Linked DNA regions of Homo sapiens: regions 2 and 3 are each linked to region 1. A link is a loop called in an ENCODE intact Hi-C map of the cell type or tissue named here. Cell type or tissue: CD4-positive, alpha-beta T cell. All regions are shown on one strand. Each heading gives the region's core, and the rest is flanking DNA. Links, peaks and the distances in the headings are about the cores only.

Region 1 (7,490 bases), core at 3,309-5,808:
GAAGAATCCTAACGAACAGGTCGTGCTAAGTTCCCCCCAGTTCATTACCATTAGGTCATAATGGTACTATGTCCAGCCATACTTCTACATGACTGCCGATTCTTCCTCAACCTTAACATAAAAATATACAGATTCCTCTGGGTCTTTGAGGTCTTCTTTTCTGAAGGTTCCCATGTCACATAAAACTTTAGCTAAATAAATTTGTTACTCTTTTCCCTTGTTCATTTGTCTTTTGTTATAGGGGTGTCAGCCATGAACCTTGCAATGGGTAAGGAAAAGATATTACCTTTTCTCCCCTACAGAATGATGAAATTAGAAAATTACCATTTTGCAATCCCTGAAGAACTAAGAGATTCAAGCAAGAATCCATGGATAATAGGAAAAAGGTTGATAAATAATTAGATTCAGGCCAGACGCAGTGGCTCATGCCTGTAATCCCAGCACTTTGGGAGGCTGAGGCAGGAGGATCATTTGAGCCCAGAAGTTCAAGACTAGCTTGGGCAATAAATGGAGACCTTGTCTCTACAAAAATAAATAAATAAATAAATTAATTAAAAATTAGCTGGGCATAGTGGCATGTGCCTTTGGTCCCAGCTACTCAGGAGGCTGAGGCAGGAGGATAGCTTGAGCCCAGAAGGTCGAGGCTGCAGTGAACTATTATTGCACCACTGCATTCCAGCCTGGGCAACAGAGCAAGACCCTGTCTCAAAAAATAATAAATAAATAAATAAATAAATAAAAGGATTAGATTCACATGGTATAAATGTGCTAACTCCGCTGCACGTCCCCCTTCCCAAACAGATTTCTTGCTAGTCACAAGTCACTGCTTCTATAGTGGGGCATCTGGCTGTAATGATCTAAACCCATGATTGGTCTTAGCACTTCCAAAGTGGGATAGCCAGACATTCTGTAACTCTTGATGAGATGCAATACAAAGTACACAGTACCACGTATAAAACATTTTCATAAAAAATATTCTAGGCCAGGTGCAGTGGCTCATCCCTGTAATTCTAGCACTCTGGGAGCCCAAGGCAGGTGGATCACCTAAGGTCAGGAGTTTGAGACCAGCCTGGCCAACATAGTGAAACCTCATTTCTACTAAAAATACAAAAATCAGCCAGGCGTGTTTGTGCACACCTGTAGTCTCAGCTATCCAGGAGGCTGAGGCAGGAGAATCGCTTGAACCCAGGAGGCAGAGGTTGCAGTAAGTCGAGACTGTGCCACTGCACTCCAGCCTGGGTGACAGAGTGAGACTCTGTCTCAAAAAAAAAAAAAAACAAACACACACAAAAATCTACCCAAATCTAGTCAAATTTTCAGATATTACTTCCAGGTTATAGGAGATACAGAAGGTAGAAGAACAGGAGAAATGATATCGCAAAAAGAAAAAGTCAGATGATTGAAGAATTATTCAGTTCTATGGGACAACTGACTTGTATCCTCAATAAATAAATGTCATGGAAATGGAGAGGAAAGAAAGAGATGAATTCTTGCATGGATAATCCACAAGAATTGGAATTATGAAATTCTATCATCTTCTGGAAGACGAATTTCTTCCTAGAACAGTGCCCAGAGCAAGAACGAGGCCATATTGAACACTCAATACATATCTGGGCTCTCAGTACGTATCTGTTAAAAGTAAGAATGGATAAGTAAGTGAATTAAATGTATTGATGAGACAAAGAGGCTCAGAGTGCTATGTGCTGTGCTCAGTGGGGACAGCAGGTTGGTGGCAGAGCTTGGACTGATGCTTGATCTATCAATCCCTAACCTGGTGCTTGTTCCGTAGTTCCCTGTTTATTTTTGCTTTTTCATATATAATTTAGTTCCAGATTTTAAAAAACCTTAAGAGACATAACAACCAGATGTAATGGGTGGTTCCTAGTTGGATCCTGGTTTGAATAAGCCCAGCTGAGAAACTGAACAGGAACTGGCTATAAGATAACATTAACACATCTCTGAGAATGCTGTCAGGTGAGACGTGGGTATTGTGGTTACACAGGAAGCAGTCAGTTATTGTTTTCTGGAAACGTATACTAAAATTTTTAGAGGGAAAAGTCATGATATTGGCAATTTTCTTTAAAACATTGCAACATAAAGAACTTGGTGAACCATTTCCAGTAACATGTTAGTAACTATCAAATCTAGGAAATGGAGACACGAGCACTGATTAGGTTTCTCTTTGTTCTATGTGAAATGTTCATAATGAGATGGGTGGGTAGGCAGGTAGATGGATAGATAGACACCCAGCTACCCAGCCAGAAAAATTCTGGAATTCTTTCATGTCTCAATGAAATTATCAATTTTGCCTTAGTAGGATGGGAATGATATTAAAAATTTTTTCTCAAACAGCTATTTTCTAAGAATGTTAACTTTAACATTGACTTAATTCTTATTAAGAGAAACAACTTTATTCTTCAACATCTTCAAGTCACATGCATTTACACAGCACGTGTTGTATTGAATAAAGAGCTTAGAAACGACCAAAGTGCCCCAAAACATTTGGAATGTGTTTCTCAAACAGTGTGCAGGAAATGCTATTCCTCACAATGTTTCATTAAGATAAACTAGGGGGAGAGGGTGCCAAGGCCGATTGAGTTTAGTAAATCCCCTGCTAGAGCAGTCTGTAGCTCTGTGCTGATGAAAAATCTCAGAAGACAGAAATGGGGAAGTGTGGATGCTGGGGAGGGAGATGAAGAGAGGTTGGTTGGTAATCCCAGAACTACGGGAGGCCGAGCTGTGTGGATCATTTGAGGTCAGGAGTTTGAGACCAGCCTGACCAACATAGTGAAACCCTGTCTCTCCTAAAAAATACAAAAATTAGCCAGGCGTGGTGGCGTGTGCCTGTAGTCCCAACTACTCAGGGAGCTGAGGTAGGAGAATCGCTTGAACACGGGAGGTGGAGGATGCAGTGAACTGAGATCACGGCACTGCCCGCCAGCCTGGGTGACAGAGTGAGACTCTGTCTCAAAAAAAAAAGAGAGACAGAGAGAGGTTGGTTATAGGTACAAAATAGTTAGAAGAAATAAGCTTTAATGTTTGATAGCAGACTAGGGTGACTACACTTAGCAAGAATATTAGGTACATTTCAAAGTAACTAGATGAGAGAACTTGAAATGATACCAACACAAAAATAATGATAAACACTGAGGGTGATGGATAACCCAGATATCCTGGCTTGATCATTACACATTCTATGCATGTAACAAACACATGTACCCCACACACATGTAAAATATTATGTATCAATAAAAGAGAAAACAACACATTCTAAACAATCTAGGAGAAGCTGACAGCCCTCAGTTACAGCATTTTGCACCGCATTTGAGTAGTAATTCTAAGAAGGTGCCACAGAGAGGGCTAGCAGCATGGCTTCTGGTTAACGCTGCACTGACCCAGAAGAATCCAGCTATTGGACTACTTGAGAGATGGAGAGAGACAGCTCTTCTTGCCTTCCTGCCTAGTTTACCCTGTGCACACCTCCAAATTTGCTCACAGAAGGGGAAGCATCTGCTGTGTGGTTGCAGCCATCGCACCCAACCTGCTTAGTGCAGGGTACTCCCTAAATTGTAAGATGTGATCACACATTTGAACATGAGAAAGCATTAAGGGGTTATTGGTTTACAGTTGCATGTGCTTAAGGAACTAAGTTGTACATGAAAAACACAAAAACGAAAGCAGGGAGTAGATTGTAGAATGAGCCCTGTGTGTGAAATTGGCAGACCTGTCAGTCCCAGGTTTGCCTCCAGCTGGCTACCCATTATTAACACAGGACCTAGCCTTCTAGGGCTGTGTGACCTCATCTATTGAATGTCTGTCTGTCTGTCTGTCTGTCTATCTATCTATCTATCTATCTATCTATCTATCCACCTACCTACCTATCAATCTATCTATCTATCTGTCTATCTATCTATCTATCTATCTATCTATCTATCCATCTGTCCGTCTGTCGGTCCATCCATCCATCCATCCGTCCATCCATCCGTCCGTCTATCCATCCATCCATCCATCCATCCATCCATCCATCCAGCCATCCTCTCATTCCATGAATAGTTTTTTTTGAGTGCCCAGTATGTGCCAAGTACTACACTAGGCAGTAGGCAGGCATGTCTGCCTCCAGAAGATGACAGATTTCCTAAAGCAGTGTACATTACTTCTGGATTATCTTTGTCAGGCTCCACTTCCCCTTTACCTTTTTTTTTTTTTTTTTTTGCACAAGTAATTGTGAGTAACTATAGGCACTTTTGAGAAGGGTGGCTTTCAGCTAAACCTAAAAGAAACTTCTGGGTAAATATAAATGATCAGCATAAAAACAACATAGTCGTTCTCTTGGGATTTTAAAACTGACATGGTGACAAATTGTTGATGGAGGATGGACAGCTTCCAGGGCAGAGAAAGTGAACTGGTGGCCCTGGCCAGGCCAGCCCAGCCCACAGCTGTGCTCAGTTAGGCTTGCCTGGTGTACCCACACAGCTGTTTTTCTCCTAACAGAGATTTGTTTCTCTAGACCACCGACTTTATCAAAAGTGGGAAAATCAGAATAGGATTAAGAACAAGAGATCTTTTCCAAAAAATTGTATTGACCATGCAGTGGGCTCTACCCTTTTTTGTTTTCTGTGTTTGTGTGTGTGTGTGTGTGTGTGTGTGTGTGTGTGTGTGTGTGCGCGCGCGCGCGCGCACGTTTGTTTTTGTATACCCCATCTGACCACAACAGCTGTTGGGTTTGTGGCACTTCACTCCAGACTAAAAGATAAGTTTGTCTGTACCTGGCCTCTCAAAAACGTCATTTGGAAAGTTGTTTCCTAATATGAGGGGTTGGGGGAAGGGAGCAGCGGAAGACGAGGAGAGGGTGCCCCCTTTCTGTAACTTCCCAGCTACAGCAGAGACAGACAAATCTCACACTGTAAGCCGAGACAGGCTGGGGATTATCTGGCTCACTCCTGATTTAATACATGAAGAAATGAAGCCTCAGAGAAGCCCAGAGCTTGCCCTAAGCCAGACAGCTGAACCGAAACAGGACCAACCCGCTCTCCTGACTCTGCCCTATGGTTTTTTCCCTCTCCTTTAAGATGCCTCAACCTCGAGTGAAAGTGAAACTGCAACTTCTATTAAATCATGCTTTTTAATCATCTCTGAGCACCACGACTTTTTACACGGTTTCCCCTCCTAGGTAATTATCTAAGTGAAATCTTTCATTCTGTCCTGGCATGAGGAGCCCAGAAAAATGAGCCCCCAAGAGTTGGCTCACTGGCAGCATGCCCTGCAAAGCTTCTCTGGTTTGCTAAGAAGCACTTCAGAGCCCCAAACTCATCTTTCTCATGTCACAAAAGAGTGACTGCTCCTGCAGGAATGTCACAAGTACAAAACAAAGGAACTCGGGATCATCAGTAGAGTTCAGTGTTAAGAACATGAACTTGGAACCAAACTGGAGTTGGGAAAAACTTTTCTTTGGCCCGGTTTCCTCTTCTTAACACCAAATAAACGATAGTACCTATTTCATACTGTTGTTGTTAAGTGAGATAATAAATAAGAAAATGCCCAAGGTAAGTGCCAAAAAGATGTCAGTTACTATAGTTATAAATAGGTAAACAAATGTATTATTCACTTGGACTGCTCTTAGTTCTTTTTGTTTTGGAAAGACCAGAGAATCATAATTCCCTTTCACAAGTTGTTTAGATATTGAAGTCCTAACAGAAATTTTGGATAAAGATTATTAAGAAAGCAGAAAATTTCCCAACACAAATCTTTTTTCTTTTCTTTTTTAAAATCTTACAGACAGCTTCAAGTAAAGTTCAATCCTAGTTAGTCACCTCTGAGGGGCTGTTACTCTGCTCTCCCTGTAGCATGTCATACTGGATGTGCTTATCAATGTTGCATTCTTTTTCTGCTTTCATCAGCCAACGTGGGGCACTGTGTGAAAAATGTAGCAATCACCTCTGTCCCCAACAGGTATACTAATTGTATCATTTCCATAACAAACTCATCCTTCACCCGCGTGAGTCCTTGGAATTTGTGGATAGTCCCTTCCATAGCCAGCTCTCCTCTCTGAGGGGTCTTTGTCTGGAAGGTTAAAGCCTAATGGTCCCAGAATATTGAGGGGGTGCCCAGGATAGGGGAGGACCGGATGACTTTGGAAGCATTTCGTGGTAGAACCAGGAAGTACAACCACCTAATTTAAGCATGTTTACAGCACAGTAGCATTGCAAACCACCTTAGAAATATGAACAGGAGAAACACCTGCAGCTCACAGAGGTAAGCCCTACGCTTAATTCCAGCATATGACTACCTCTGTCACTAAGAGTTGGGATTCGTCTTCATTAAACTACAAATGTATCTTTTTTGGTAAAATGATTTTTTTCTTGCCTTCCTCCAAAATACTGCACTTCTACCACCTACAGTTGAAGTCATTTTTCTGCCTGAGGGCATTGCTAGTTTTCTGGTTCTAAAAACCAAAGAGAAAGGAAGGGAAGCCTGAATGTCACTTTTCTGCACAAATTTGCAAAACTGCCGCCCAACCCCAGCCATCCCCAAGCCTCCACATGAGCAGCTACTTGCATGGCATTGCAACAAGGACCTATTGTGAAGCCCTGAGGTGAACAAACTGCTGAAAAGGGTTGTGAATTGCGGATTATTAGCATAAGTAACTTCTCAAATGAGTTTTCAGGAGGAGTCTTGGTTTCTTAGAAGGCTTAAGGCTTACTCTAAAAAGTAAATCATCACTGAAAGTTAAAAGAAGCAACAATCGTAAAAGACTAATTACCAACAATGTGAGGTCAATAAGATCACAAGTTAATTTTTAATTAATTAATCTATTTTTTGAGATGGAGTTTTGCTTTTGTCACCCAGACTGGAATGCAATGGTGCAATCTTGGCTTACTGCAACTTCCACCTCCTGGGTTCAAGTGATTCTCCTGCCTCAGCCTCCCAAGTAGCTGGGATTACAGGTGAGTGCCACCACGCCCAGCTAATTTTTGTATTTTTAGTAGAGACGAAGTTTCACCATGTTGGCCAGGCTGGTCTTGAACTCCTGACCTCATGATCTGCCCACCTCAGCCTCCCAAAGTGCTGAGATTACAGGGGTGAGCCACCAGGCCGGGCCACGAATTAATTTTTTAATCCATATCTCTATACAGCTATACCATAAAATGCTTATGGCTGTTAATATTTTCTGCATAGTGACATAATGGCTAATTTTCATTTAACTTTTATCAATCTGTATTTACTACTTTTGTCTGTAACAAATATATATTTCTTGTTGAAAAACTCAACTAAATAAAAATAAACAGATGGAAGCCTACTGAGGATCATAAAGTATGGGGCAGGCTGTGCGACTCTGGGCAGAATGCCTTGTTTTCATTGCTGCCTGCCGATGGCCCCTTCTCTTAGCTGCCCTAGGAAGAAAAACTCCATTAGCACTTGGAGGCCTAATGCGCTGAGTAGTGATCTTTATATGTTACACTAAACATGTCTGCTGTAATAGATTTCAAAAT
Region 2 (7,490 bases), core at 1,857-4,356, 320 kb before region 1:
ATATCATCTTAATATTAAAAAATATGGGCAAGAGTAAATCTAACAGTACAAAAAAGAACACTAAGAAAGATAAAATAATTTACAAAAATTAGATGGTAGTGGCTGGGTGCTGTGGCTCACACCTGTAATCCCAGCACTTTGGGAAGCCAAGGCAGGAGGATCACTTGAGCCCAGGAGGTCGAGGCTGCAATAAGCTATGATCATACCACTGCACTCCAGCCTGGGTGATGGAGTGAGACCCCATCTCTATTTTAAAAACAAGAAATTGGATGGTAGAAAAAAGAATAGGAGAAAATATATACATAGACATTTCTTTATTCTTGGAATAAGTAATACATGTTGCCTAAATAAATCCAAGATTCATTATCAGGCAAACTTACAATTTAAGGGTAAATATTTATAAAAATGTAAAACTTCCTATTTATCATGAAAAATAAAATGTGTGAAGTAGAGCATATGTTAAAAATTTTATAAAACTATAAAATAGAAAAACACAATATAAAATTGTATGACAGAAGCAATACAAAACTTGTCATATCAGTTACCATACATGGACTAACCTCACCCATTGAAAGAAAATAACTTTTAGAATACATCACAAAGAAAATCTAAAGTTTATGCTGTACATAAGAAACACCCCTAAAGCAAGCAATTCAGAAAGTTTGAAAACAAATGGATGAGTGAAATATACCAGACAATGCAAACAAAAAGAAAACAAGTTAGTCATTTTAATATCAGACAAGGTTGAATACAGGACAAAGCATTAAATAAGTCAAAATGGGCTTTCAATTTTGTTAAAAAGTGCAATTAACAGTGCAGATAGAAGCACTGAATAACACAATATCAATATTCACAAAGGTAAAACTACAGGAAGTACAAGAAAAAAAATAAACACTTGTGCTTTGTTTTATTCTGTCTATGAGAATCAACTCACTAAATCCAGCCCACACATAAAGGGAGAGGAATTAAGTTCCACCTCTGAAAGATGTTAAAGGCTAATTTATAAAAAAGTATTGTGCCTTCCATCTTAGCCTCTCTTTCTCATTTTTGAATCACTGTCTCTGGGGAAGGCCAGTTGCCATGTCTTGAGGATACTCAGGTAGCCCTGTGGAGAGGCCCGTATGGTCAGGAATTAACTGAGGCCTCTAGCCAAGAGCCTTTGAGGAATGCAGGCCTCCAGCTAATAGCCATGGGAGTGCACCTTCTTGGAAGTAGATCCTCCAGCCCAGTCAAGCCTTCAGATGACAGCAGCCTCAGCCAATAGATTGACTTAAATTTTATGAGAGATCCTGAGTCACAGCCATCCTGCTAAGAAACCATCTAAAAAGGAAAACATAAAATCATCACATTTGCAGTTGATATGATACTTGAAAAACCTAAGAAGATAAATGGAAAAGCCATTAAAACTGAATTCAGTATGACTATTCAGAAATTAGTTGCTTCTGTATATATAAATATCAACCAGTTAGCAAATAAAGGAAGAAAAATCTTATTTACAATAGCAATAAAAATGTAAGATACTTAGACATTAGCTTTCAAAATTTGTAAAATACATATAAGATACAAACCTCAAAGACACAAAAAGGATATTTAAACAAATTGAAAGACATGTTATAGTCTTAGATTTACCATCATAAAGATGTCAATTATCTCCCAGTTAGCCTATAAATTTAACCTGATCCCAAAAAATATATTTTCTTCTCAAGCTCCAATGAGCTATAAGGGGCACCACACTTTGGAGACCACTGCCCCAGATCTGTACTGTTCAACACAGTAGCCATTAGCCACATGTGATTTATTGAGCTCTTGAAATGTACTAATCCAAGGCTGGGCATGGTGGCTCACACCTGTAATCCCAGCACTTTGGGAGGCTGAGCTGGGCGGATCACTTGAGGCCAGGAGTTTGAGACCAGCCTGGCCAAAATGGTGAAACTAAAAATACAAAAACTAGCTGGGCATGATGGTGCATGCCTGTAGTCCTAGCTACTTGGGAGGGTGAGGCAGGAGAATTGCTTGAACCCAGGAGGTGGAGGTTGCAGTGAGCTGAGATTGCATCACTGCACTCCAGCCTGGGTGGCAGAGTGAGACTGTCTCAAAAAAAAGAAAGAAAGAAAGAAAGAAAGAATGTACTAATCCAAATTGAGATGTGTTCAATGTGCTGGATATTGAAGACTTAGAACAAGGAATGAAGAATGTAAAAACCTCTCTTTAGTAATTTTTATATCAATTACATACTTTGGATACATTGGATTAAACAAAATATATTGTAAAAATTCATTTCACTTGTTTCTTTTTGCTTTTTAAAATATGACTATTAGAATATTAAAATTACATAAGTGGCAGGCTTGGTAATTTTGCTGGACAAGTGAGCTCCTGGAAAGTGAAGGTCATGGTCTATTCACACCCGTATCCACAACTCAAACCTACCCATTGAGTAATTATACCAGAACTAAATAAAATTTTGCAGATATCAGTACAATTTTGCTAAGAAGTAAGCTAATTCTTTTAAACTATCAGGGACTGAATGAACATAGGACTTGAGTAAAGATATTGCTTAAGCTAGTTTATTCAGGAAAGCCGCAAGAAGAAATGAAGTGAAAACATGCACTGTGAGGGTGGTTTATTCAGCACTGTACTCAAAGATTAGGCTGAATCTCTGCATTAGAATTGAATATGTTTCCAAAATCACTTTAAAAGCTGGCATTTAGAAATTAGGGAGGAGCTGGGAAGGAAAGAGGATAATTTCCAAACCCTCGTCAGTTCTCATTCAAGCGTGAGCGACGCGCAGAAGACGGGTGATTTCTGCATTTCCAACTTAGGTACCGTATTCATCTCACTGGGGAGTGTTGGATAGAGGGTGCAGGACAGTGGCTGCAGTGCACCGAGCATGAGCCAAAGCAGGGTGAGGCATTGCCTCATCCGGGAAGTGCAAGGGGTCAGGGAATTCCCTTTCCTAGTCAAAGAAAGGGGTGATAGATGGCACCTGGAAAATCGGGTCACTCCCACCCTAATATTGAGCTTTTCTCACGGTCTTAGCAAACGGCACAGCTGCAGATTATATCCCATGCCTCACTCGGAGGGTCCTACGCCCACGGAGCCTCACTCATTGCTAGCACAGCAGTCTGAGATCAAACTGCAAGGCGGCAGCGAGGCTGGGGGAGGGGTGCCCACCATTGCTCAGGCTTGCGTAGGTAAACAAAGCAGTCAGGAAGCTTGAACTGGGTGGAGTCCACCGCAGCTCAAGGAGGCCTGCCTGGCTCTATGGACTCCACCTCTGGGGGCAGGGCATAGTGAAACAAAAGGCAGCAGAAATCTCTGCAGACTTAAATGTCCCTGACTGACAGCTTTGAAGAGAGTAGTGGTTCTCCCGCACACAGCTGGAGATCTGAGAACGGGTAGACAGCCTCTTCAAGTGGGTCCCTGACCCCCGAGTAGCCTAACTGGGAAGCACCCCCCAGTAGGGGCAGACTGACACCTCACACAGCTGGGTACTCCTCTGAGACAAAACTTCCAGAGGAACGATCAGGCAGCAACATTTGCTGTTCACCAATATTCACTGTTCTGCAGCCTCCGCTGCTGATACCCAGGTAAACAGGGTCTGGAGTGGACCTCCAGCAAACTCCGACAGACCTGCAGCTGAGGGTCCTGACTGTTAGAAGGAAAACTAACAAACAAAGGACATCCACACCAAAACCCCATCTGTACGTCACCATCATCAAAGACCAAAGGTAGATAAAGCCACAAAGATGGGGAAAAAACAGAGCAGAAAAACTAGAAACTCAAAATCAGAGCGCCTCTCCTCCTCCAAAGGAACACAGCTCCTCACCAGCAATGGAACAAAGCTGGACAGAGAATGACTTTGACGAGTTGAGAAAAGAAGGCTTCAGATGATCAAACTACTCCGAGCTAAAGGAGGAAGCTCGAACCCATGGCAAAGAAGTTAAAAACCTTGAAAAAAAATTAGACGAATGGCAAACTAGAATAACTAATGCAGAGAAGTCCTTAAAGGACCTGATGGAGCTGAAAACCAAGGCATGAGAACTACGTGACAAATGCACAAGCCTCAGTAGCCGATTCGATCAACTGGAAGGAAGGGTATCAGTGATGAAAGATGAAATGAATGAAATGAAGCGAGAAGAGAAGTTTAGAGAAAAAAGAATAAAAAGAAATGAACAAAGCCTCCAAGAAATATGGGACTATGTGAAAAGACCAAATCTACGTCTGATTGGCATACCTGAAAGTGACGGGGAGAATGGAACCAAGTTGGAAAACACTCTGCAGGATATTATCCAGGAGAACTTCCCCAATCTAGCAAGGCAGGCCAACATTCAAATTCAGGAAATACAGAGAACGCCACAAAGATACTCCCCAAGAAGAGCAAGTCTAAGACACATAATTGTCAGATTCACCAAAGTTGAAACGAAGGAAAAAATGTTAAGGGCAGCCAGAGAGAAAGGTCAGGTGACCCACAAAGGGAAGCCCATCAGACTAACAGCTGATCTCTCAGCAGAAACTCTACAAGCCAGAAGAGATTGGGGGCCAATATTCAACATTCTTAAAGAAAAGAATTTTCAACCCAGAATTTCATATCCAGCCAAACTAAGCTTCATAAGTGAAGGAGAAATAAGATCCTTTACAGACAAGCAAATGCTGAGAGATTTTGTCACCACCAGGCCTGCCCTATAAGAGCTCCTGAAGGAAGCACTAAACATGGAAAGGAACAACTGGTACCAGCCACTGCAAAAACATGCCAAATTGTAAAGACCATCGAGGCTAGGAAGAAACTGTATCAACTAACAAGCAAAATAACCAGCTAACATCATAATGACAGGATCAAATTCACACATAACAATATTAACCTTAAATGTAAATGGGCTAAATGCTCCAATTAAAAGACACAGAGTGGCAAATTGGATAAAGAGTCAAGACCCATCAGTGTGCTGTATTCAGGAAACCCATCTCACGTGCAGAGACACACATAGGCTGAAAATAAAGGGATGGAGGAAGATCTACCAAGCAAATGGAAAACAAAAAAAGGCAGGGGTTGCAATCCTGGTCTTTGATGAAACCGACTTTAAACCAACAAAGATCAAAAGAGACAAAGAAGGCCATTACATAATGGTAAAGGGATCAATTCAACAAGAAGAGCTAACGATCCTAAATATATATGCACCCAATACAGGAGCACCCAGATTCATAAAGCAAGTCCTTAGAGACCTACAAAGAGACTTAGACTCCCACACAATAATAATGGGAGACTTTAACACCCCACTGTCAACATTAGACAGATCAACGAGACAGAAAGTTAACAAGGATATTCAGGAATTGAACTCAGCTCTGGACCAAGCGGATCTAACAGACATCTACAGAACTCTCCACCCCAAATCAACAGAATATACATTCTTTTCAGCACCACACCACACCTATTCCAAAATTGACCACATGGTTGGAAGTAAAGCACTCCTCAGCAAATGTAAAAGAACAGAAATTATAACAAACTATCTCTCAGACCACAGTGCAATCAAACTAGAACTCAGGATTAAGAAACTCACTTAAAACCACTCAACTACATGGACACTGAACAACCTGCTCCTGAATGACTACTGGGTACATAACGAAATGAAGGCAGAAATAAAGATGTTCTTTGAAACCAATGAGAACAAAGACACAACATACCAGAATCTCTGAGGCACGTTCAAAGCAGTGTGTAGAGGGAAATTTATATCACTAAATGCCCACAGGAGAAACCAGGAAAGATCTAAAGTTGACATCCTAACATCACAATGAAAAGAACTAGAGAAGCAAGAGTAAACACATTCAAAAGCTAGCAGAAGGCAAGAAATAACTAAGATCAGAGCAGAACTGAAGGAAATAGAGACACAAAAAACCCTTCAAAAAATCAATGAATCCAGGAGCTGGTTTTTGGAAAAGATCAACAAAATTGATAGACTGCTAGCAAGACTAATAAAGAAGAAAAGAGAGAAGAATCAAATAGACGCAATAAAAAATGATAAAGGGGATATCACCACCGATCCCACAGAAATACAAACTACCATCAGAGAATACTATAAACACCTCTACACAAATAAACTAGAAAATCTAGAAGAAATGGATAAATTCCTAGACACAGAGACCCTCCCAAGACTAAACCAAGAAGAAGTAGAATCTCTGAATAGACCAACAACAGGGTCTGAAATTGAGGCAATAATTAATAGCTTACCAACCAAAAAGAGTCCAGGACCAGATAGATTCACAGCCGAGCTATACCAGAGGTACAAAGAGGAGCTGGTACCATTCCTTCTGAAACTATTCCAATCAATAGAAAAAGAGGGAATCCTCCCCAACTCATTTTATGAGGCCAGCATCATCCTGATACCAAAGCCTGGCAGAGACACAACCAAAAAAGAGAACTTTAGACCAATATTCCTGATGAACACTGATGCAAAAATCCTTAATAAAATACTGGCAAACCGAGTCCAGCAGCACATCAAAAAGCTTATCCACCATGATCAAGTGGGCTTCATCCCTGGGGATGCAAGGCTGGTTCAACATATGCAAATCAATAAATGTAATCCAGCATATAAACAGAACCAAAGACAAAAACCACATGATTATCTCAATAGATGCAGAAAAGGCCTTTGACAAAATTCAACAACGCTTCATGCTAAAAACTCTCAATAAATTAGGTATTGATGGGACGTATCTCAAAATAATAAGAGGTATCTATGACAAACCCACAGCCAATATCATACTGAATGGGCAAAAACTGGAAGCATTCCCTTTGAAATCTGGCACAAGACAGGGATGCCCTCTCTCACCACTCCTATTCAACATAGTGTTGGAAGTTCTGGCCAGGGCAATTAGGCAGGAGAAGGAAATAAAGGGTATTCAATTAGGAAAAGAGGAAGTCAAATTGTCCCTGTTTGCAGATGACATGATTGTATATCTAGAAAACCCCATCGTCTCAGCCCAAAATCTCCTTAAGCTGACAAGCAACTTCAGCAAAGTGTCAGGATACAAAATCAATGTGCAAAAATCACAAGCATTCTTATACACCAATAACAGACAGAGAGCCAAATCATGAGTGAACGCCCATTCACAATTGCTTCAAAGAGAATAAAATACCTAGGAATCCAACTTACAAGGGACGTGAAGGACCTCTTCAAGGAGAACTACAAACCACTGCTCAATGAAATAAAAGAGGATATAAACAAATGGAAGAACATTCCACGCTCATGGATAGGAAGAATCAATATCGTGAAAATGGCCATACTGCCCAAGGTAATTTATAGATTCAATGCCATCCCCACCAAGCTACTAATAGACTTTCTTCACAGAATTGGAAAAAACTACTTTAAAGTTCATATGGAACCAAAAAAGAGCTGGCATTGCCAAGTCAATCCTAAGCCAGAAGAACAAAGCTGGAGGCATCACGCTACCTGACTTCAAACTATACTACAAGGCTATAGTAACCAAAACAGCATGGTACT
Region 3 (7,490 bases), core at 2,544-5,043, 150 kb before region 1:
GGACAGCACAGATTTTAATCAACAGTAGTTTATTTGAGAATTTTCTATTTGAATCAGCCTTCTCTTAGTATTTTTATTTTATTTTATTTATATTTGAGATGAGGTCTCACTCTGTCACCCAGGCTAGAGTACAATGATCTGATCACAGCTCACTGCAGCCTTGACCTCCTGGGCTCAGGTGATCCTCCCAGCTCAGCCTCCCAGGTAGCTGGGACTACAGGTGCATGCCACCACACCTGACTAGTTTTTGTATTTTTTGTAGAGATGGAGTTTCACCGTGTTGCCCAGGCTGGTCTCGAATTCTTGGGCTCAAGCAATCTGCCTGCCTCATCCTCCCAAAGTGCTGGGATAATAGGCGTGAACCACCACACCGGGACTGTGTTAGTGTTTTAAAGCTATTTGATATCCACACCAGCATCTAGAACAGAATTATTTCAAAAAATCATTTTTTTAGGAGCTTTTCACTGCTCTAATCTTCACATCTAGTGAGGTGGAGTAATAGCCAAATATCACAACACAGCTTCAGATCATAAATGTACTACTAGCAAATTCAACTACCCTCCCTCCTTAAACATTTTGAATTTTCTTTCCTTTATGTAAATTCAATACAGCAGTAGCCTCTACCATTTCTCTTTAAAGCACACACACATACTGGAACTCACGATAAATGCTCCTTTAGTAAAAGACATCATGATCACATAGTAATGGTGATTTACTACTGACCCCGTTGTATGGATGCATAAATCAACCAAACCGTCATTTCACAGGATGCCACTGTACTTGTGATATACTGTTCCACATCTTTACAGATACCTCTTTAATTAATTAGCTGGATATATTAGGATAACCAGAAAACAAACTATAGATTTTTCAATGAACATTAAGCCTATCCCCAGCATTGTAGTATGTACTAGAGAATATACAAAATAGCAAAAATAAAAATAATTAATTAATTAATTAAAAAAAAAAAAACCTTGCCATCTTCTTGGGGAAAGAAGGTCCCACACAAAACAACTGGAAAACTATGTTAAAGAATACCTGATAAAATGCTAAAGCTTTTCTGAGGCTTCATTTTACTTCTTCCCAAACAAATGAATGCAGCCGAACACAGGGACTACAACTGACCTTTTTACAACTGAAAACTCATTAACTGATTTTAATCATTTTTTATACTTGTTGCCAATTGATTAATTTGTATAATGAAAAACATACTTGATGTATCTATTAACTAGGGTGTGACTAGGACGTCCCATTTGTTTGTCTGCCTTATATGCCATTTGGAGTTGAGACTACTTGTAAAGCGCAGCTGAAATTGGAAGGTTGCTCTGGGAGAATGGACTCAGTGTCAGCGGAGTTTGTGAATGATGTAAAACTTTAACAGTGTCAATCATGGCAGTCTTTCCAGATGATTCTGAATGCCTCGCCAAGCTTTACACGACTGAAGAAAATTGCCTTCCATGAAGTGGTACCCAAAACTCCAGCCCTAATTAGTGCATCTAATTCAGTAAAGCTTTGTCCTCTTAAGCGTTGCTATCACTTTGCTAGCCATAGATTAACATCTAGGTAGTGCAGGTGCTTTAGCGCCACCCTAGAATCAAGCAACATGCATAAAGCAATCTTAAACACAGGTCCAGAAAGAAGCATGTATTTCTTATAACAGTACCAGCCAGAAATAGTTTTTTCTAGATGCCTTTCCATTCCAGGCCTAAGCTAATGTCACCCTTGCTTGTTGGCAGGACCATTTAGCCCACATGGTGGAGAGCAGTGTATGTTTCTCTAGTACATGCCATTATTTATTGACTATCTGCCTCACTTGCATCTGTGAGATGTAGAAACTCACCAGTGGTTTCCAAGGCCATCAGTTTTAAACGGCACCATCCATCACAAAATGGAAAGGAGTGATCAACGTTCCCTGAACTGCAATGCATTATACGAGGGTCAGCAAGTGGGAGTCATGGTTGGCGACACAATTGCTGGCCTCAGGTAGCATATCCATCCTTCCAGCTGTTCTGATCCATATGGGTTCAATGAACTGCAGAGAGTGCAGGACTCTTCTCATTGAGAGTATCTGCTGTAAGTCTTTCATCCAAACCTCATCATAACAAGTGTAAGGGAAGCTGACAACCATTTATCTAAACTTCATCTGGTAGCCAACTGCTGACAAAGAGGAAAACATGCACATTAGTGAGCAGACAGATGTGATCAGGGAAATTAAGGTGTTCTTATCTTGAAGAAACCAAAGATTTTAAATATAGGGAAAAAAATTTAGTCATTACGTCAATGCCAGATAGAAAGCCACTAGTGCTGTTTTCCCTGCTTAGTAAATTCCAGGGCTGTCCCCAGTAGTCCTGACACTCAATTTCTTATAACACAGAGCTATTAGGATAATATTATACAAACCTTCAGTTATCAAAATCAAGATTCTTGCTTTAATTTCTAGGGCCTAGAAATGGATTTCAAAATAGTAAATATTGCCTTTTTTCCTTATATTTTGGGTCCCAGTTTTAACTTTGCCCCAGACCAGCAAATTTTTCACCCCAGGAATTTCTTATTGATATTTGACGTATAGCCTATGTAAAAAGTTAAAATATATGATGGTGTATAAGTAAAAAATCCCTGGAATGCTTCCTTAACATCTCTGACCTTCGTATTTTCATCTGTACAATGTGGATCACGATAATTGTACTCCTCTTAACAAAGTGGTTCTCAAAGAAGGGTGATTTTCATCCCTCATGGGACAACTGACAAAGTCTGGAGACATTTTTGGTTGGCACAAGTAGGGGGAGGGGAGTGCCACTGTGCCACTGGCATCCAGTGAATAGAGGTCAGGGGTGCTGCTAAACATGCCACAGTGCACAGGACAACCCACAACAAAGAACTGTCCAGCCCAAAATGACAATAGTGCCAATGGTGGGAAACTCTGCCTTAACATCATGTGGTTGTTGTAGAAATCAAAGCAGATGCCTAGTGAAAAATGTTATGAATAGTGATAATCGTAATAAGATGTCTTAATTTGTAGCTTGTCTGTACGTTGCAATGCAAATTAGACTCTTATAAATGAAGCATAAAATGTGAAGGACAATAATTGCCAAAGAAAAAATCTTCATTGAAAAATATAAGGGTGGAATTGTGGTGACGCAGAGGCTGCCCTAATCACACCACTAAAAGCTTGGAAGTTGGCCTGGGTAACCAAGATCGCATTGCTCTCTCCACCAGGAGCTCAGGAGAATCATCCACCATCTCTGGCAGTGAAATCAGCTGCGAGGCTGGGGGATAAGTTCTGGAGCAAGGTCCACTGGGCTGGATTCCTCTGTAATGGGTGATCGAGTGGCATGTAAAGTACAGGGCCAGCTGTCTGATCTTGGATTATGCCTCATGAAGGGCTCTCAGGATCAAAGGACTGGTGAAGTATCACTGGTGAGGCCACACTGGGATAGGAGTTAATGGGCAGAGTGACTGGCAGGCAGGGATATGTCAGAAGGGAATGGAAAGCACAAAATTGCCAAATATATTATTCTAAAATATTATTATTATTATTCCCAAATATCTTCCTTTGGTAGTGGATCAGGTCATGGCCTGTTTGCTCTCAGATCTATTATTTGTCCTTCCCTGCTCTGCTCAGTCTAGGGGGCTGGGGAGGCTTGCAGGCTGCCTTCCATATGCCCCCATGTCAACGGGCATTTTACAGTGTTTGGCTAATGAGAAATAGGAGGGCAGAAGGAAGAGAGAAGCCAGAGGACCTCTTCCGTTCTCTGCTTCTGGTGCCTGTCGGGTATCACGTTCTTGCATCACCTCTTTAGTATCAGTGTCTATCAGAATGGTCTTCTGTGGTTTCAGCTTCCATCAGGTGCCCCCAGCCTCTGAGCTGTGGTAACACCACTTCCTCCACTCCACTTCCTCCCTTTGTCCCTCCAGTCTAGGCGTGTAGCTTCCTGCTACTGCTAACCTCTGTGTTGCTTTCTTGTGCTCTTTTCATCTTCTCAGCTCTTTCTGCACCTGTGTAACCTGTTCTTTGCACTAAATAAATTTCCTCTGATTTAAGAAGAGTGATTCCTTCTTTCTGGTTGGACCTTGAACGAAGGTCCTATTTTGATATTTTTTAGAGTAGAAGGTGGGGTACAATAGTGTGACACCTGGAACTCATGGTTATGCAGGTACAGCAAGAGCAAGGAATCAAAAGAATACAGAAGCAGCTGATATTCATCTACTTAACAGGTATTTGTTGAGCACCTACTATAAACTGGAAATTGTGCTGGGTATAGAAATTTGTTTTGAAACAAAAAATGCACTGCTTGTAACTTTCAACAAGTAATAACATAAAGAACTACAAAATTACTATATAATAGTGAATTGCTCTACTTAAGATATTTAAAAGCCATTTAAGAAGTCTGGCAACTCAAATAAATGCAGGAAACAGCACAAACCTTTCCATCAAAATAGCAGTTGAGCCAAAGTTCAGACTTAATATATTGGAGACAGAAGTTATAACTCTCCAGGTTTATCATTTCTAATATGAATATCATTAAGCCGCGTTTCCAAACCCCCAAATAATAGCCAACCCAGCTACATTCTGTTCCTTAGAGTGATGCTTGGGGAGCAACGTATTTTTGAAAAGATTCTTTTCCAGTTTAAAGTCATATATCAGAACCAAGAAGTATGAATAGGCCTTGGATTCGAAGTTTGCTGGATGGTTAAGCAAGCTTGTTAGGCAACCAGCTACGTCGGAATATTTACATAGAGAAAGAAAGAGCAGTTTTAAGACCGGCTGATGATTCAAGACATAAAATACATTTATTCTGTGAGCTGTTTGGGGGATATAGTAAAACATAAATATAACTGAAAACCTAAATTGTTGAGCCAACTGAAGAGACTCAGAATCAAATTCTATTCATATACATTTGCATGGCTTCCCTTGAAATCAACAGGCACTACATGTATACCTAAGGGCATTATATTTACATATTTTGCCCATTGCTGGCTTGGAGTAATTTTTTCTATAATAAGAATAGAAGAGAAGTTTATAGTTCACTCGCTGTTTTCATCTCTTTGTTCCAGTGTATTTCACTAAATACAAAAGAGTCTCACGAAGTTTTCATTGCTGTTGAAAAGGTAAATTGAGGCACTCATAAAGTAAATTGTCCCCAAATTGTCTTATAAATCACTGGCTGATTAAGAAATCCAAAATTTTAATTTGACACGATGCCACCCTTTCTGAAGATACAAGAATGATCAGATTTTCTCTGTGTAATAATACGTGTGGGCTTAGAAAGCACAATACTTCATTAAATTCCTTTTCTAGATATAAACACAAAATAGAATTCTTAAGAAAAAAAATAAAACCTTTGGTGTGGCATAGATTTTGTTTAAGATGCACTTTATTTAAACAGAGATAGTTAACATCAGTGGCTGGTTAGCAGCTGAATAATTACATTAAATATATTCACCTCAGTGAAGACTGAAAACAAAGAGATAGTAAGTAATTTTTTTTACAAGTACCCTGCTGTCATAGCAGCTGATCATGTTTAATAGCAACCAGTATTTCCACTAATTTTGCAAGAAAGACATGTTGGAGATAATTTCATCTTCTAGAGTAACTGTAAATAATCTTCTCAGAAGTGAGTTTACAATGACACCATATAGCATAACCACCAGCGAACAACTTGGAAACGTAATTTTTAGAACTGTAGTATTTGCAAATTAAAGGATTAATGTTAACTTCAGTCAACAGGGAAAATAAACTTGATGAGTAGAATACATTAATATCAAATCAGGTTTGTAGATAACATATACGTTTCATGCGATATCCCAAGGTGTCTGGGTGTCGCACTTTCTTTCTCAAGAGAACCTCAAAGGAAATCACTATTCATTCTAATTGTATCATTTTAATATTCATCTTGTAAACAATGCAACATTTTTGCATGAAGTTAAAAAAATTCAGGTCACTTTTTAAAATAAATCTTCAAGGAACTGGGGAATTAGAAAATCTAGTTTATTTTTTAATTGATAACAAAGAACATCAGAGGACCACAGGCATCATGACATCATGGTTTTCTTTTTATCATTAAATACAATTATGTAAACGGGAAGACTCTGCAGTTATTCCCCAAAGTAATATACAAACTCTAAAATGCAGGATGTTCACATAGCATAAATATAAACAAAATGAAAATTAAAAGCTATGAATTTTTTAAAGTTTGACCTATTGTGTAGATGTCAGTTATGTTATTTTGATAATTAACAAGCAAAAATAGGGCCAGAAAAACATAAGAATTTCAATAGTCCAAAACATGATGACAACCAGCAGAATTCAAACTTTTTTTTCAGATACAAGAATAATGACCCAATACTTTTTTTTTTTTTTTTTTTTTTTTTTGAGATGGAGTCTCGCTCCGTCGCCCAGGTTGGAGTGCAGTGGTGCGACCGCAGCTCACTGCAAGCTCCGCCTCCCGGGTTCACGCCATTCTCCCGTCTCAGCCTCCCAAGTAGCTGGGACTATAGGCACCTGCCACCACGCCTGGATAATTTTTTGTTTTTGCATTTTTAGTAGACATGGGGTTTCACCGTGTTAGCCAGGATGGTCTCGATTTCCTCACCTCGTGATCCGCCCACCTCAGCCTCCCAAAGTGCTGGGATTACGGGCATGAGCTACCGCGCCCGGCCGGCCCAATATAGTATTAAAAGAAATGTAACCATCCCTTCCTGTAGGTGCTCTACAATTTCTTAATTATCATCATAATTTCCACTGATTATCTTATGCTTCATTATTAAGATATAAAAACACAAAATAATGGAGGACTTGCCAAGTAATAGTGTCTCCAAATGTATCTATTTTTAAAGGTGAAGGGTATACAACCACAAGACATGACAGGTATTTTAGGCAAGCTTGTTTCTATTCAGGGATAATAAAATACTGGCCAGGCGCGGTGGCTCACGCCTGTAATCCCAGCACTTTGGGGGGCCAAGATGGGCGGATCACAAGGTCAGGAGATCGAGACCATCCTGGCTAACACGGTGAAACCTCGTCTCTACCAAAAATACAAAAAAATTAGCTGGGCGTGGTGGCGAGTGCCTGTAGTTCCAGCTACTTGGGAGGCTCAGACAGGAGAATGGCGTGAACCCGGGAGGTGGAGATTGCAATGAGCTGAGGTCATGCCACTGCACTCCAGCCTAGGTGACAGAGCAAGAATCTGTCTCAAAAAAAAAAAAAAAAAAAAAAAAAAAAAAAATATATATATATATATGTATGAAAAAGATTTTATCTCTGGAAAATGAGAATAAAAGTTTTTTTGTTGTTTCTATAGATATTCTGCTTATGTAGAAAGTAATTTTTTTTTTTTTGACAGGGTCTCGCTCTGCCACCCAGGCTGGAGTGCAGTGGCATGATCTCGGCTCACTGCAACCTCTGCCTCCCGGGTTCCAGCGATTCTCCTGCCTCAGCCTCCCGAGTTGCTGGGATTACAGACACGCACAACCATGCCCAGCTAATTTTT

What was found. Hi-C counts contacts between places; a loop is a spot of excess contacts. Peaks named below come from ENCODE experiments on the same cell type or tissue, not always from the same donor. Only the 100,000 strongest peaks of a DNase experiment are listed, where the experiment ranks them.
Region 2: a loop joins it to region 1, with 4 times the contacts of the local background. A loop is called at or near these places in 2 of 110 quality-filtered maps.
Region 3: it touches region 1 in a loop (2.7-fold over the local background); 2 of 110 quality-filtered maps call a loop at or near these places.

The regions. Positions count from the first base shown.
Region 1 is chr15:60,122,886-60,130,375 of GRCh38, forward strand. No RefSeq gene overlaps it. Among named protein-coding and RNA genes, the nearest start is that of FOXB1, 120 kb to the left of the region's middle. RefSeq lists enhancers at 4,994-5,183, 5,747-6,248. In CD4-positive, alpha-beta T cell, for the core only: CTCF peaks have their summits at 4,832 and 5,034; a DNase peak (open chromatin) is centred at 4,796; H3K4me3 peaks cover 1,217 bases; H3K27ac peaks cover 1,176 bases.
Region 2 is chr15:59,800,633-59,808,122 of GRCh38, forward strand. No RefSeq gene overlaps it. Among named protein-coding and RNA genes, the nearest start is that of BNIP2, 120 kb to the left of the region's middle. RefSeq lists an enhancer at 2,990-3,518 and a silencer at 3,251-3,300. In CD4-positive, alpha-beta T cell, for the core only: no CTCF peak of the experiment used is centred there; a DNase peak (open chromatin) is centred at 3,249; H3K4me3 peaks cover 772 bases; H3K27ac peaks cover 529 bases.
Region 3 is chr15:59,972,843-59,980,332 of GRCh38, forward strand. No RefSeq gene overlaps it. Among named protein-coding and RNA genes, the nearest start is that of FOXB1, 28 kb to the right of the region's middle. In CD4-positive, alpha-beta T cell, for the core only: no CTCF peak of the experiment used is centred there; a DNase peak (open chromatin) is centred at 3,879.